Linked DNA regions of Homo sapiens: region 1 is linked to region 2. A link is a contact called in ENCODE Hi-C or POLR2A ChIA-PET data. All regions are on one chromosome and are shown on one strand. Each heading gives the region's core, a stretch centred on a gene start or an enhancer-like site at or near the end of the contact. The rest is flanking DNA. Distances are from core to core; before and after follow the strand shown.

Region 1 (7,065 bases), core at 2,648-5,147, 65 kb before region 2:
CACTGCACTCCAGCCCGGGAGACAGAGCAAGACTCCATCTCAAAAAAAAAAGAAAGAAAGAAAGAAAAACAGTGATAAGGAACCAGTAGCCAACTCCAGGAACTAGTGGTCAATTCTAGTGCTTAGGAGCTGGTTCACATTTTTCAATTGCTGGGTTGGGAAGGGGGGCTCAGGTTTACAGTGTGTTGGGAGCTGGTGGTGTATTTCATTCTCGGCTCTATGGGGAGAACTGGGAGTCAGCTCTAGGGTTTTTTTGGAGCAGACAATCCATTCTAGAGTTAGCATTTGTTTCTAGAGCATTCTTGGACTCATGTTCAGTTCCAAAGTGGGTAAGTTTCTGGAGCTGGATCAGGTCTGGAATATTCCTAGAACTAATTCTCAGGTTCAGAGCCCGGTGATAATTAGTGACCTACTCGAAATTGTGGAGCAAGGAAATTCTGTCTCAAAACATGCTGGGAACTTGGCCGGACGCTGTCACATGACCTGCTGGGTTGGGAACTGTTTCTTGGCAATGGGACAAAGACCTAGAGTTCCGGATTCTGAACCGTTGGGTTGCTAGCACTTTTCATTCCCAAACCAGGAGAGCTGTTTTAGGGCAGCCCTCTGACCCCACCACCAACTCAGCTGTCATCTTGCATACCCCATCTCAGCTGTCATCCTGCATACCTCTGACCCTATCTCAGCTGTCATCCTGCACACCTCTGACCCCATCTCAGCTGTCATCCTGCACATCTCTGACCCATCACCATCTCAGCCGTCATCCTGCACACCTCTGACCCATCACCATCTCAGCCATCATCCTGCACACCTCTGACTCATCAGCATCTCAGCCGTCATCCTGCACACCTCTGACCCATCACCATCTCAGCCGTCATCCTGCATACCTTTGACCCATCACCATCTCAGCTGTCATCCTGCACACCTCTGACCCATCACCATCTCAGCTGTCATCCTGCATACCTTTGACCCCATCTCAGCTGTCATCCTGCATATCTCTGACCCATCACCATCTCAGCTGTCACCCTGCACACCTCTGACCCCATCTCAGTTGTTGTCCTCCACCAACCGGGTCTAACTTTATCCCGCTCGCTCTGGGGACACACGTGATGTCCCCCCCATCTCCCAGGCTCTCCACCCTGGGCCAAGGAGTCAGAGCATGGGGCAGGGAGAAGATCCAAAGGGTGGTGTCCCTGTCTAGTGGGCCCCCTCACCTCTGCCTTCAGGGCGCATTAGCCCTGAGCCAAGGCGGCTTTGATGGCGGCCACCAACTTCAGAAACTTGCTTTCTGTGTCCACGTAGCCATCGCCTTTCTAGGGAGGGGAGGAAGAGGGAAGGGGTGAGCTGGGACCGAGACACCAACCTCAGCCCCAACCCCATGCTAGCCCCAAAACCAGGCAGGACGGACAGACAGACATACCTTCTTAGAGTGAATCAACTTCCCGGCTACCATCACTTCAAAGAACCCGGTGGCCTGGGGAGTTCCCTCGCCGCACTGAGGAAAGGGGGTAGGGGAGATGTTGGAGGGGCTAAGATGTCCTCTTGGGGAGACCCTCCCCTTCCCAGGGGGATGAGAACATGGGTGAAGGGCGTAGGGCTGACCTAACCCCCCTGCAGTGCCATCCAGGCCTAACGGACCGACACAGTGGCTGTGCTCAAGTCTTTCTCCCCATCCCAAGACTCACGATGTCCAGGCGGCCGGGGAACTCATCTTCTAACTTCTTCTTGAGCTGAAGATACTGAAAACGCGGTGAGAGGTCACAGCAGGGGTCATACCAGTCAGCCCCCTCCCAATATGCACTCTACCCCTCCCCAGCTCCCAGGAATGCCCCCCGGGCATCCACTCTGCTTACCTTGGACTTGTAGCCTCAAGCGCCACTGGTAGGAGAGTCCAAGACATTGGGGCCCAGGGGAGAGAGGGAGAAGTGGGGGATCGGGGAGAGGAGGGTAGACACAGGCGGTGTGGGGAGAGAGCAAGATGGGGCCAGGAAGAAATAAAGAGGAACACAGATGACCAAGCAGAAGAGGTGACAGATGCCCTCAAGAGAGAAGACAGGCACCAGCCAGGCAGAGTTTTGGGACACAGCACAGGGGGTGGCGCGGGGACACACAGAGACACACAGAAAACCAACACCAAGCAAGAGACAGAGAAGGGGGAGGGGAAAAAGGGGAGAGAGGAGACAAGGAGACCACAAATACGAGAGACGGGGACGGGGGAAAACCAGGAGAACTGGATTAGGAGAAGAACAGCACACGTAAGGTCCCCACCCACTCCCTGTGCCCACCACCCTCACCCACAGCCCTCGCAGCACTCCAAGGAAAACCCTGCGGCTCCTGGATTCTTACACCACGCCCAGCTAATTTTTGTATTTTCACCATGTTGGCCAGGCTGGTCTCGAACTCCTAACCTCAGGGGATCGGCCCGCCCCAGCCTCCCAAAGTGCTGAGATTACAGGCAGGAGCCACCGCACCCGGCCCCGCAGCTCCTAGATTCTGAACACCTTCCCAGTCCCCAGGGTGAAATACAGGCTCACCCAACCCCCACAGCAGGCTATTTCGGGACTGGAATCTGGTGTACAGGCCTGGTAGGCGTCTCAAAATGTCACTCTTGCCTCTGCTTTGTCGAGCAGGCAGAGACGTTGGAAAGCTGCCGACAAACCCAGGTTCCAGTTACCCCTGTCACCTGCAGTCCAGACTTGAAGCTACTGACCTGCCCCCACCCCAGTCCCAGCCTCAGTTTTCTCACCTGTAACATAGAACTAAAATTCCTCTCTTTAATTTACTTTTTTTTTTTGAGACAGAGTCTCGCTCTGCTGTCCAGGATGGAGTGCAGTGGCACGATTTCAGCTCACTGCAACTTCCGCCTTCCGGGCTCCAGTGATCCTCCTGCCTCAGCCTCCCAAGCAGCTGCGACTACAGGAGTGCGCCACCATGCCCGGCTAACTTTTTAAGTTTCTGTAGAGACGAGGGGGGGGTCTCCCTGGGTTGCCCAGGCTGGTCTCGAACTCTTGGGCTCAAGCGATCCACCCGCCTCAGCCTCCCAGTGTTTGGATTACAGGCGTGATCAACGGCACCTGGCCTAAAATTCCCCTCTCTTAAGGGATTCCTGGGAGGATAAATTCATTGAACACGTATTTATTAAATACCTACAGCATGCCACACAGTATTAGGTGCTGGGGAGTGGAGAGAACGTAATTTATATCCTATCCTATTATACCCTTCCTGAGACTTGCAGAAATTAAGCGTGTTCGGTATTGACACAGAGCCTCCCTCTTGCCACAGACGGAAAACTGAGGCCAGAAAAGGAGTGGGGTTCGTGGCCAAGGGAACCCACTGGGCAGAGGCCAACAATTCAAGTGCTTCTGAAACACAGGCTGAGACATTCTCGAACCTTCTGGGCTCTCACTGTCCCCACCCCGCGACTGTTCGGGATATTGGGGGAGGGGAAGCCTTAGGGTGGAGGAGCCTTAGGTCCCTTTACAAAGCTGACCCCCAGCCCCTTCCCCAGCGGAGCCCCGGAGTCGGGGGTTCGAAATTGACACACACTCGTCTCAGCCCCACCTTTTATAACCCGAGATGCCCAGCGTGTCACAAGTCGAAGACGGGGCCTAGGGACGACCGCCCTCTGTTTTTCGCCCCTCCGTACGCCCACCCCACCCACATACAGGGGCTCCCTTTTCCCATACAAGGGCTCCCATGGGTCCTCTCCCCGGGGCTCCCTGACCCCGGCTCCGAGAATCGGGTCCCGGCGGGGGTCGGGGACGGGGGCCGCTGGCCGCTGGGCTTACCAATAAACGACTCGGACGGCGAGAGCCATGGCTCGGGGCTGCCACATCCGCTGAGGAGCGGACGCCCGGGCCACACTAACCTCCCACCTGGACGCGCTAGGTCTGCGCGAGTGCGGCGGGAACCTGCGCAGAAAGGATGGAGCCTCGGCTTCCCCTGGCGCCAACCAATGCCAGGGAGGGGCGGTGGGCGGTGGGCGGAGAGGCGCCAAGGCGGAGGATAAGGAACCCGCGACCCGCCAGCCCGAGGCCCCCACACAAGTCTCCTTCCCATCCTCCTGTTGGGCTGGAGAGAGTCTCGATACAGGCAGTCCCCGGGGGAAGCCCTCCGCGCGTCCCCTCCCAGGTCCCCCCGGCCAGAATGGTACGGCCCACGGGGGCGGTGATTTACGGCTGGCCGCTCCCAGCTGGACCCGGAATCAGCCTCAAGGGTGGTCTTTTCACTGCGTGGGCTTGGGGACGGCGCGGTGGGGACAGAAGCAGGGCGCGATTCTTGAGTCCCTCACCTCCCCTGGAGAGGGCGAGGGGGCGAGAGGGGAAGGATTCGGGGTAGACCAGGTGAGGGAGGAGACAGGGAGTTGAGGGGGAGGTTTTCAGGGAGCGGTCCAGGGCCCACAGTTGCCTTATAAAGACCTGCAGCCGCAGGGCGCGGTGGCTCACGCCTGTAACCCCAGCGCTTTGGGAGGCAGAGGCAGGAATTCAAGACCAGCCTGGGCAACATAGCCAGACTGCGTCTCTACAGAATAATAATAATAATACATTAGTGGCTGGGTGCGTTGGCTCACGCCTGTAATCCCAACACTTTGGAAGGCCGAGGCGGGCGGATCACTTGAGGTCAGGAGTTCAAGACCAGCCTGGCCAACATGGAGGAACCCCGTCTCTATTAAAAATACAAAAATTAGATGGGCGTGGTGGCGCGTGCCTGTAGTCCCAGCTACTCGGAAGGCTGAGGCAGGAGAATTACTTGAACCTGGGAGGCGGAGGTTGCAGTGAGCCAAGATCAGGCCAATGCACTCCAGCCTGGGTGACAGAGCGAGGCTCCACCTCAAATAAATAAATAGATAATAAATCAGCCGGGCGTGGTGGTGTGTGCCTACAGTCCCAGGCTACTTGAGAGGCTTAGGCAGGAGGCTCGCTTGAGCGCAGGAGTTTGGAAGCTGCTGTGAGCCGTGATTGCACCACTGCACTCCAGCTTAGGCCACCAAGCAAGACCCTCTCTAAAAAAACAAAAGGCCTGCTGCGGCTGGGCACGGTGGCACATACCTGTAATCCCAATGCTTTGGGAGGCCGAGGCAGGAGGACTGCTTGAGCCCAAGAGTCTGAGACCAGCTGGGGCAACATAGCAAGACCCCATCTCTACAAAAACTTTTAAAATTAGTCCGTGTGGTGGCATGTACCTGTACTCCCAGTTACTGGGGAGGCTGAGGTGGAAGGATCACTTTAGCCCAGGAGTTTGGGGCTGCAGTGAGCCGTGATTGTGCCACTGCCACCCCAGCCTGGACAACAGAGTAAGACACTGTCTCGAAAAAAGAAAGAAAGGAAAAGGCCTGGCCAGGCACAGTGGGTCACACCTGAAATCCCAGCACTTTGGGAGGCCAGGGTGGGTGGATCACCTGAAGTCAGGAGTTCGAGACCAGCCTGGACAACATGGCAAAACCCCGTCGCTACTAAAAATATGAAAATTAGCCAGGCGTGGTGGCGCATGCCTGTAGTCCCAGCTCTTCGGGAGGCTGAGGCAGGAGAATCACTTGAACCCAGGAGGTACAGGTTGCAGTGAGCCAAGATCACGCCATTGCACTCCTGTTTGGGCGACAAGAGCAAAACTCAACTCCATCTCAAAAAAAAAAAAAAAAGGAAAAGGAAAAGGCCTACTGCCGGACCTGGCACAGCCTGGTCATTCATTACAGAACAATAGTCACTCCCCATGAACCCTCTCCGTGCAGAGGGGATCGTCATGGAAAGTGCTAGAAACAGGCAGTTGAGTTGAGGAGTGAGGGTGCAGGGGCTTATCTCTGAGCCTGTTTCTCCATTTGGAAGTTGGGTGTAATTGCCTACAGGAAATGTTCACTCATTTAACAAATAGGTACTTCATAACCACCTGCAGTCCCAGTTTCCAGGGATACAGCAATGAATAAATAAACAAAGTCCCTTCCTTCATGGGAGTGATCTGGCAGGTAGAGACAAAGGGCAGGAAACAACATGAAAACAGCACTTCCATTAGATGGTTGATGTGAGCAGTAAGCGAGTTTATACAGGTAGGAAGAACTAGAGCTCTGACTGGCACACGGGGATAACTCAATAAACTCAGCCTGATGAGGTGGCTCACACCTGTAATCCCAGCACTTTGGGAGGCCGAGGCAGGCAGATCACCTGAGCTCAGGAGTTCAAGACCAGCCTGGCCATCATGGTGAAACCCTGTCTCTACTAAAAATACAAAAATTATCCCAATGTGGTGGTGCACGCCTGTAATCCCAGCTACTTGGGAGGCTGAGGCAGGAGAATCACTTGAACCCAGGAGACAGAAGGCAGTGAGCTGAGATTGCACCACTGCGCTCCAGCCTGGGCGACAGAGCGAGACTGTATCAAAAAAAAAAAAAAAAAAAAAAAAAGGTTAACTCTATCTGGGATTTCCCTGTCCCCAGATCCCCTAGTCTTTACCTCTTAGAACCCTAAGCAAAGTTCAAGTCGACTCCACCCACCTCAGTCTGATCCCCCTGATCTTGGGAGGATTTAATGAGCAAGTGCATGTAAAGCAACACAGGGCTGGGCAAAAAGTGAATGACCCACAAATAGAGCTATCTTCTGTGACTCCCAGAGCCCTCAACAAAAACTCAAACCTCTGCCTGGGCAACATAGTGAGACCCCATCTCTATAAATACAAATTATATATATAGATATGTATATACACAAAAATATATATACAAAATAAATATATACATACCATATATATTTTTTTGTTTGTTTGTTTGTTTGTTTTTTGAGACGGAGTCTCACTCTGTTGCCCAGGCTGGAGTGCAGTGGCACAATCTCGGCTCACTGCAACCTCTGCCTCCCAGGTTCAAGCAATTCTCCTGCCTCAGCCTCCCAAGCTGGAGCTACAGGCATGCGCCACCATGCCCAGCTAATTTTTGTATTTTTAGTAGAGACAGGCTTTCATCATGTTGGCCACACTGGTCTCCAACTCCAGACCTCAAGTGATCTGCTCACCTCGGCCTCCCAAAGTGCTGGAATTACAGGCTTTGAGAACCGGGCCCGGCCCCAGCCAATTTTTTAAAATATTTTG
Region 2 (6,678 bases), core at 187-2,686:
TCACCATGTTGCCCTGGGTGGTCTCGAACTCCTGAGCTCAGGTGATCCACCCACCTCAGCCTCCCAAATTGTTGGGATTACAGGTGTGTGCCACCATGCCGGCTCATCTCTGCTTTTTTAACAAGGCAAAGGAGGCTCAGGAAGACAGCAATAAATTACCCAAGATCACTTAGCTGGAAAATGCTCAAGCTGGGACTCAAACACAGGCAGCCTGACCTCAGAGGTTGCAATCCTATTATAGGTCTAAAGATCTGAGTTAGGGAGGTTAGCCATGACCAACCCAGGAGCAATGAGCACCTCCAGCACCCAGACTGTGTTCTCTATCTTCCCTTACTAGCCTTTTATTCACCGTAGGATCTGTAGTGATGTCCCCTCTTTCATTCCCGATATCAGCCACAGGTGTGGGTATTTGCTTTTTTTAAAAAAGAAAAACAAAAACGATTGCTCCCCGTTGATGCTTATGATTTTACTGATCTTTTCAAAGAATCAACTTTTGGTGAGATGGGAGTCTCTAAATACCATTCCCCACTAAAAGAACCTGGGACTCCTTAGAGAAATGGTGGATTCCAGGGCGGGGGCAGGGAAGAACAAGTGAGCCTGGGTCAGAAGGTGAGGAAGTGCTCAAAGGCCGATAGGGCATGTTACAGGGACAGAGGACCCAGCTTGCAGGGGTGCCCAGTGGCCAAACATGGGGCAATTTGAGCATCAAAATAACTGCAAATCAAATATGCTAAAATCCATAAAATCATGAGACTTAAAAGGGGTGGCCAGGGAGTAGGGGAGATAAAAGCAAAAGGAGTTCGTAAAGGAGTGGCAAGAATGGAAAAGAGAGGCAGGATCTGGGATGTGGGCAGAGGGAGAGGGCTCTGGGCGGTGTCCCAGGCAGGGAGGGCCCTGAGAGAGAGCTGGGGAGAATGCTATCAGCGGTGGCCGATGGAGCTGGTGAGGCAGGAGAGGGGCTCTTGAGTGGCTGGAGGGACCAAGTTAGCTGATATGGATGAGGGCGTGGAGGGAGACCCTGCAGAGAGGATCTCTTCTAGCCCAGGGGATAGGGAGGGGTGTTGGGGGAGGATGGAGGAGACTGGGGGAGTGTGAGAGGCTGCGAAAGACTGGAGGAAGAGTGGGAGGAAGAGTGGGAGGAGTGGGAAGAGTGGGGGACATGGTTACAGACTGGGGGGACTGGTGAAGACTGGGGGACACCTGGGGAGACCGTTACAGACTGGGGACAGGGTGGCAGGGAGCAGGGGTCAGGCATGAGGAACCAGGGCAGGCTTGGGCGGGGGTCGGGAGGCGACAGCTGCGGTGCTGGGAGCACTCACCGACGGGGCGCGCTGGCGGCTGCAGCGGGCTGGGCAGGCTGGGAGAGGGTGGGGTCCCGCGAGGATCCGAAGCGCCCGCGGAGCGGCCTGTGCTCGCGGTCCCGTCCGGAGCCGTCTGAGCCGGGTGGGGCCCGGAGCGGGGAGGACGGGAGGGAGGACAGGAGGGAGGGGCGGGACGAGGCGCCCCCCTCAAAACCGGGCGCCCGGCCTCTGGCGCCCCCTTGTGGGGAGTGGGGAAGACGCCTTAGCACGGCGGGCGAGAGCTCCAGCGTCCAGCCTGGGGTTCGAATTCCGCCTCCACCTCCAGCGTTGGGCTGCTCCCCAGTCTGTCTCTCTTCTTAACACGGGAATCACAACAGCAGCAGCAATAATAGTAACAATAACAGGTCGGGCGCCCTGGCTCACGCCTGTAACCCTAACACTTTGGAAGGCCAGGGTGGGAAGATTGCTTGAGGCCAGGAGTCCAAGACCAGCCTGGACAATATAGCGAGACCCCATGTCTATTAAAAATAATAATAAATAATAAAATAATTTAGCCAGGCACAGGGGTGCACACCTGTGATCCCAGCAACTTGGAAAGCTGAGGTGGGAGGATAGCTTGAACCCAGGAGGTCAAGGCTGCAGTGAGCTATGATTGTGCCACTGCACTCCAGCCTGGGTGACAGAGCGAGACCTCACCTCTAAAAAAAATAATAGGACGGGGCGCGGTGGCTCACGCCTGTAATCCCAGCACTTTGGGAGGCCGAGGCGGGTGGATCACTTGAGGTCAGGAGTTCAAGACCAGCCTGGCCAACATGGTGCAAACCCATCTCTACTAAAAATACAAAAAAATTAGCTGGGCGTGGTGGCGGGCGCCTGTAGTCCCAGCTATTTGGGAAGCTGAGGCAGGAGAATCACTTAAACACAGGGGAGGTGGAGCTTGCAGTGATTGCGCCACTGCACTCCAGCCTGGGGACAGAGCAAGACTCCATCTCAAAAATAAATAAATAAACAAAAATTAGCTGGATGCAGGCACGCACCTGTAGTCCTAGCTACTTGGGAGGCTGAGGCTCCCAAGTTCCAGAATCACTGGAACCCAGGAGGCAGAGGTTGCAGTGAGCCAAGATCACGCCACTGCACTCCAGCCTGGGTGACAGAGTGAGAATCCATCGCAAATAAATAAGTAAATATAATATTAATATTAAAACTTAAGGGAGTTGATGAAACTTCTCAGCTGACAACCCTCCCTGGCTCTCCTCTCTCTCAGAGTAAAAGCCGAAGTCCACACCAAGGCCCACAAAGCCTAGCATGATCCACCTACATCTCCCCTGTCCCCCTTCCTCAGGCGGCTCCAACCGCCGTGGCCTCCTCACCATTCCTCAGACACACCCCCAACCCTCCAAGTTCATGGCCTTTGCACTTGCTGACTCCTCTCCATGGAGTACTTTCCCCATAGGGATCTGAATGCCTCACTCTCTCCCCTCCTTCAGGTCCCTGCTCAAATGTCACCTCCTCAGAGAAGTCCTCCAGGATCACCCTGGCTAAGGTAGAACCCACTCTCTACCTCTTATCACTGCCCTATTTTTCTCCACAGCCCTCCCAACCACTCTGCATATTCCACATTTCTCTGCCTAAGGGACTGTCTTTGCCCTGAGAACATGAGCCCCGTGAGGGCTTTGCACAATGCCCAACTCCCTGCAGGGGCTCAGTAAACATTTGTAGAAACAATCCCTAATGTTGACTGAGCCATTCCTATGTGCAGGCACCGCTCTGAGCTCTTTGCATGCATGTATTAGCTCATCGAACCCTCATCATATCTCCAAGAAACAGGAGTTTTGGGGTTTTGGTTTTTGTTTTTGTTTTTGAGACAGTCTTACTCTATCGCCCAGGCTGGAGTGCAGTGGCACGATCTCAGCTCACTGCAACCTCCGCCTCCTGGGTTCAAACTATTCTCCTCCCTCAATCTCCCCAGTAGCTGGGATTACAGGTGCATGCCACCACACTTGGCTAATTTTGTTTTGTTTTGTTTTTTTGAGTCAGAGTCTCGCTCTGTCGCACAGGCTGGAGTGCAGTGGCACGATCTCGGCTCACTGCAAGCTCCGCCTCCCGGGTTCACGCCATTCTCCTGCCCCAGCCTCCCGAGTAGCTGGGATTACGGCGCCCACCACCATTCCCGGCTAATTTTTTGTATTTTTAGTACAGACAGGGTTTCACCATGTTAGCCAAGATGGTCTCGATCTCCTGACCTCGTGATCTGCCCGCCTCGGCCTCCCAAAGTGCTGGGATTATAGGCATGAGCCACTGCGCCCGGCCTAATTTTGTGTTTTTAGCAGACAAGGGGTTTCACCATGTTGGCCTGGCTGGTCTCGAACTTCTGACGTCAAGTGATTTACCCACCTCAGCTTCCCAAAGTGCTGGGATTATAGGCATGAGCCACCATGCCCAACTGAATTGTATGCTTTAAATGGGTGAATTGCATGGCTTCTGAATTATATCTCAATAAAACTGATATTATATATTATATTATTATAATTATAACATTTTATTTATTTTTTCTATTTTTTTTGGAGGTAGACTCTTGCTCTGTCACCCAGGCTGGAGTGCAGTGGCGCGATCTTGGCTCACTGCAACCTCTGCCTCCCGGGCTCAAGCGATTCTCGTGCCTCAGCCTCTCGAGTAGCTGGGATTACAGGCATGCACCAGCAGGCCCAGCCAATAACATGTTACTATAATATTACTATTATATATATAATATATAAAAGGTCTGGAGCTTAATGATAACTTACGTTAATGTTGTTACTGCTAGGAGACAGGCCCTGTTCCAAAAGCATCACCTAAATCATCTCCCTTCCCCCAGGAGGGCAAGTCCTGTTATTATTGTTATTATTATTATTATTGCTATGTCTCAGATGGGAAAGTTGAAATACAAGGAAGTAAAGTCTCAGAGCTGGGTGCAGTGGCTCATGCCTGTAATCCCAGCACTTTGGGAGGCTGGGGCAGGGGATTGCTTGAGGCTAGGAGTTCAAGACCAGCCTGGGCAACATAGTGAGACCCCATCTCTGCAAGATAAAAAAAATCTAAAAATTAGCCGAGTGTGGTGGTGCACACCTGTGGTCCCAGCTACTCGGGAGGCTGAGGTGGGAGGATTACTGGAGCCTAGGAGGCCGAGGCTGCAGTGAGCTGTGATCGCGCCACTGCATTCCAGCCTGGGTGAAAGAAGAAGACCCTGTCTCAAAAAAAAAGAAAGTAGAGTTTGGCCTGCCAAGGTGTGGAAGAACTCGGAGTTGAGCCAGAGTTGTCTGATGGGAGAGTCTTGTTTCACTTCTACCCCAGGGCTTCTCAACCTGTTGCAAAACATTCTGGAGGATCGGCTGGGCGCGGTGGCTCACACCCGTAATCTCAGCACTTTGGGAGGCCGAGGCGGGCGGATCACAAGATCAGGAGATTGAGACCATCCTGGCTAACACGGTGAAACCCTGTCTCTACTAAAAATACAAAAAAATTAGCCGGGCGTGGTGGTGGGCGCCTATAGTCCCAGCTACTCTGGGGGCTGAGGCAGGAGAATGGCGTGAACCCGGCAGGCGGAGCTTGCAGTGAGCCGAGATCGCACCACTGCACTCCAGCCTGGGCGACAGAGTGAGACTCCGTCTCAAAAAAAAAAAAAAAAAAAAAAATTCCGGAGGATCTGTGAACTTAGATGTGGGGGGAAAAAGACAGCTGGAGTTTTCACTAAAATTCAGAGTTTCTGTCAACCACAAATGTTAGCAGCAAAGCACAGCGTCATCAGCAGGACCTGGGTCCCCGCCACCCAGAGGAATCACTGATGCGTTCATCGGTTTGCAGTTGTGGATTTTTTTTTCTTTTTTCTTTTTTTTTTTTGGAAACAGAGTCTCACACTCTTTCCCAGGCTGGAGTGCAGTGGTGCGATCTCAGCTCCCTGCAACCTCTGCCTCCCAGGTTAAAGCGATTCTCATGCCTCAGCCTCCCCAGTAGCTGGGACCACAGGTGCCTACCAACAAGCCTGGCTAATTTTTTGTATTTTTTAGTAGAGACGGGGTTTCACCATGTTGCCCAGGCTGGTCTTGAACTCCTGAGCTCAGGCAATTCACCCGCCTTGGCCTCCCAAAGTGCTAGGATTACAGGCATGAGCCACCGCACCCAGCCCAGTTGTGGATATTTTCAGCGATTGTATACACTCATCGCTCACTGGCCCCACAGCCAGCTCTCTCTAATGAATGCATTGAGGCAGGTTGGCTCACAGCCCAGTCTGCCATGTACTACATCTTTGGGGCCTCAGTTTCCTCACCTGCAAGCTGGGCCTATTAGTTCCCACGCTGGGGCTGCTGTGAGGACCAGATATGCTAACCCATGCGGTTCCCTGTTTAGTAAAGGTTGGTCACTGCTGTTCTGTTCTTCCGCTCGCCTGCAGGCAGTCAGCCTTGCAGAACTGAGTCCCGGAGCCCGTGGAAATTGTGGACGAGTCCTTGTGAGTAATCAGGAGGGGTCTTTCAGGAGAGTCTCTCCGAGAGTTTTGTGATCCAAGGATGTTAAGAAACAGCCATTTAGGCTGGGCGAAGTGGCTCACACTTGTAATCCCAGCACTTTGGGAGGCCGAGGAGGGTGGATCGCTTGAGCCCAGGAGTTTAAGACCAGCCTGGGCAATATGGTGAAACCCTGTCTCTACCAAAAGTACAAAAAAATTAGCCAGGCGTGGTGGCGCATGCCTGTAATTCCAGCTACTTGGGAGGCTGAGGCAGGAGAATGGCTTGAACTCAGGAGGCGGATGTTGCAGTGAGCCAAGATTGTGCCACTGCACTCCAGCCTGGGCGACAGAGTGAGACTCCATCTCAAAAAAAATTATCTATTTATTTATTATTTATCTATTTTTTGAGACGGAGTCTCACTCTGTCACCTAGGCTGGAGTGCAGTGGTGGGATCTCAGCTCACTGCAAGCTCCGCCTCCCGGGTTCACACCATTCTCCTGCCTCAGCCTCCTGAGTAGCTGGGACTACAGGCACCAGTCACCACGCCCGGCTAATTTTTTTGTATTTTTAGTAGAGACGGGGTTTCACTGTGTTAGCTAGGATGGTCTCGATCTCCTGACCTCATGATCCGCCTGCCTCGGCCTCCCAAAGTGCTGGGATTACAGGCATGAGCCACCCCGCCCAGCCAAAATTTTTTTTTTTTTTAAGAAACAGCTGTTTTCCTATAGTGCTTTATTTCACACGTGGAGGGAGTAGTTCTAGAGCTAGGAAAGGGGATGGTCCATCCCTCTGAGACCCCAGATATCAATTTCCCACCCACATACAACCCCAGGGGGCCCATTGCCATGGCTCATGCCTGTAATCCCACCACTTTGGGAGGCTGATGCGGGAGGACT

What was found. Hi-C counts contacts between places; a loop is a spot of excess contacts on that map. ChIA-PET counts read pairs that join two places held with the same protein, here RNA polymerase II (POLR2A). Pooled maps may share reads with other maps.
Region 1: a loop to region 2 is called in a map of ovary, with 5 times the contacts of the local background. The contact joins the promoter of SELENOW here to the promoter of EHD2 in region 2. A Hi-C loop is called at or near these places in 64 of 168 maps with a recorded cell type or tissue (A673, CD14-positive monocyte, CD4-positive, alpha-beta T cell and 40 more), 27 of 37 single-sample maps with no recorded cell type and 46 of 50 pooled maps. POLR2A ChIA-PET finds 5 or more read pairs at or near these places in 14 of 52 experiments (A549, BJ, H1 and 9 more).

Annotation. Positions count from the first base shown.
Region 1 is chr19:47,775,535-47,782,599 of GRCh38, reverse strand. SELENOW (selenoprotein W) reads right to left here and starts at 3,897. Exons shown (of 6, transcript NM_003009.4): 1 at 3,786-3,897; 2 at 1,851-1,875; 3 at 1,683-1,736; 4 at 1,418-1,492; 5 at 1,212-1,310. The coding sequence starts at 3,814. The coding sequence ends at 1,230. RefSeq lists an enhancer at 947-1,532 and silencers at 3,600-3,739, 3,750-4,009.
Region 2 is chr19:47,708,180-47,714,857 of GRCh38, reverse strand. It overlaps EHD2 (EH domain containing 2), which reads right to left and starts at 1,436. Exons shown (of 6, transcript NM_014601.4): 1 at 1,320-1,436. RefSeq lists a silencer at 1,460-1,559.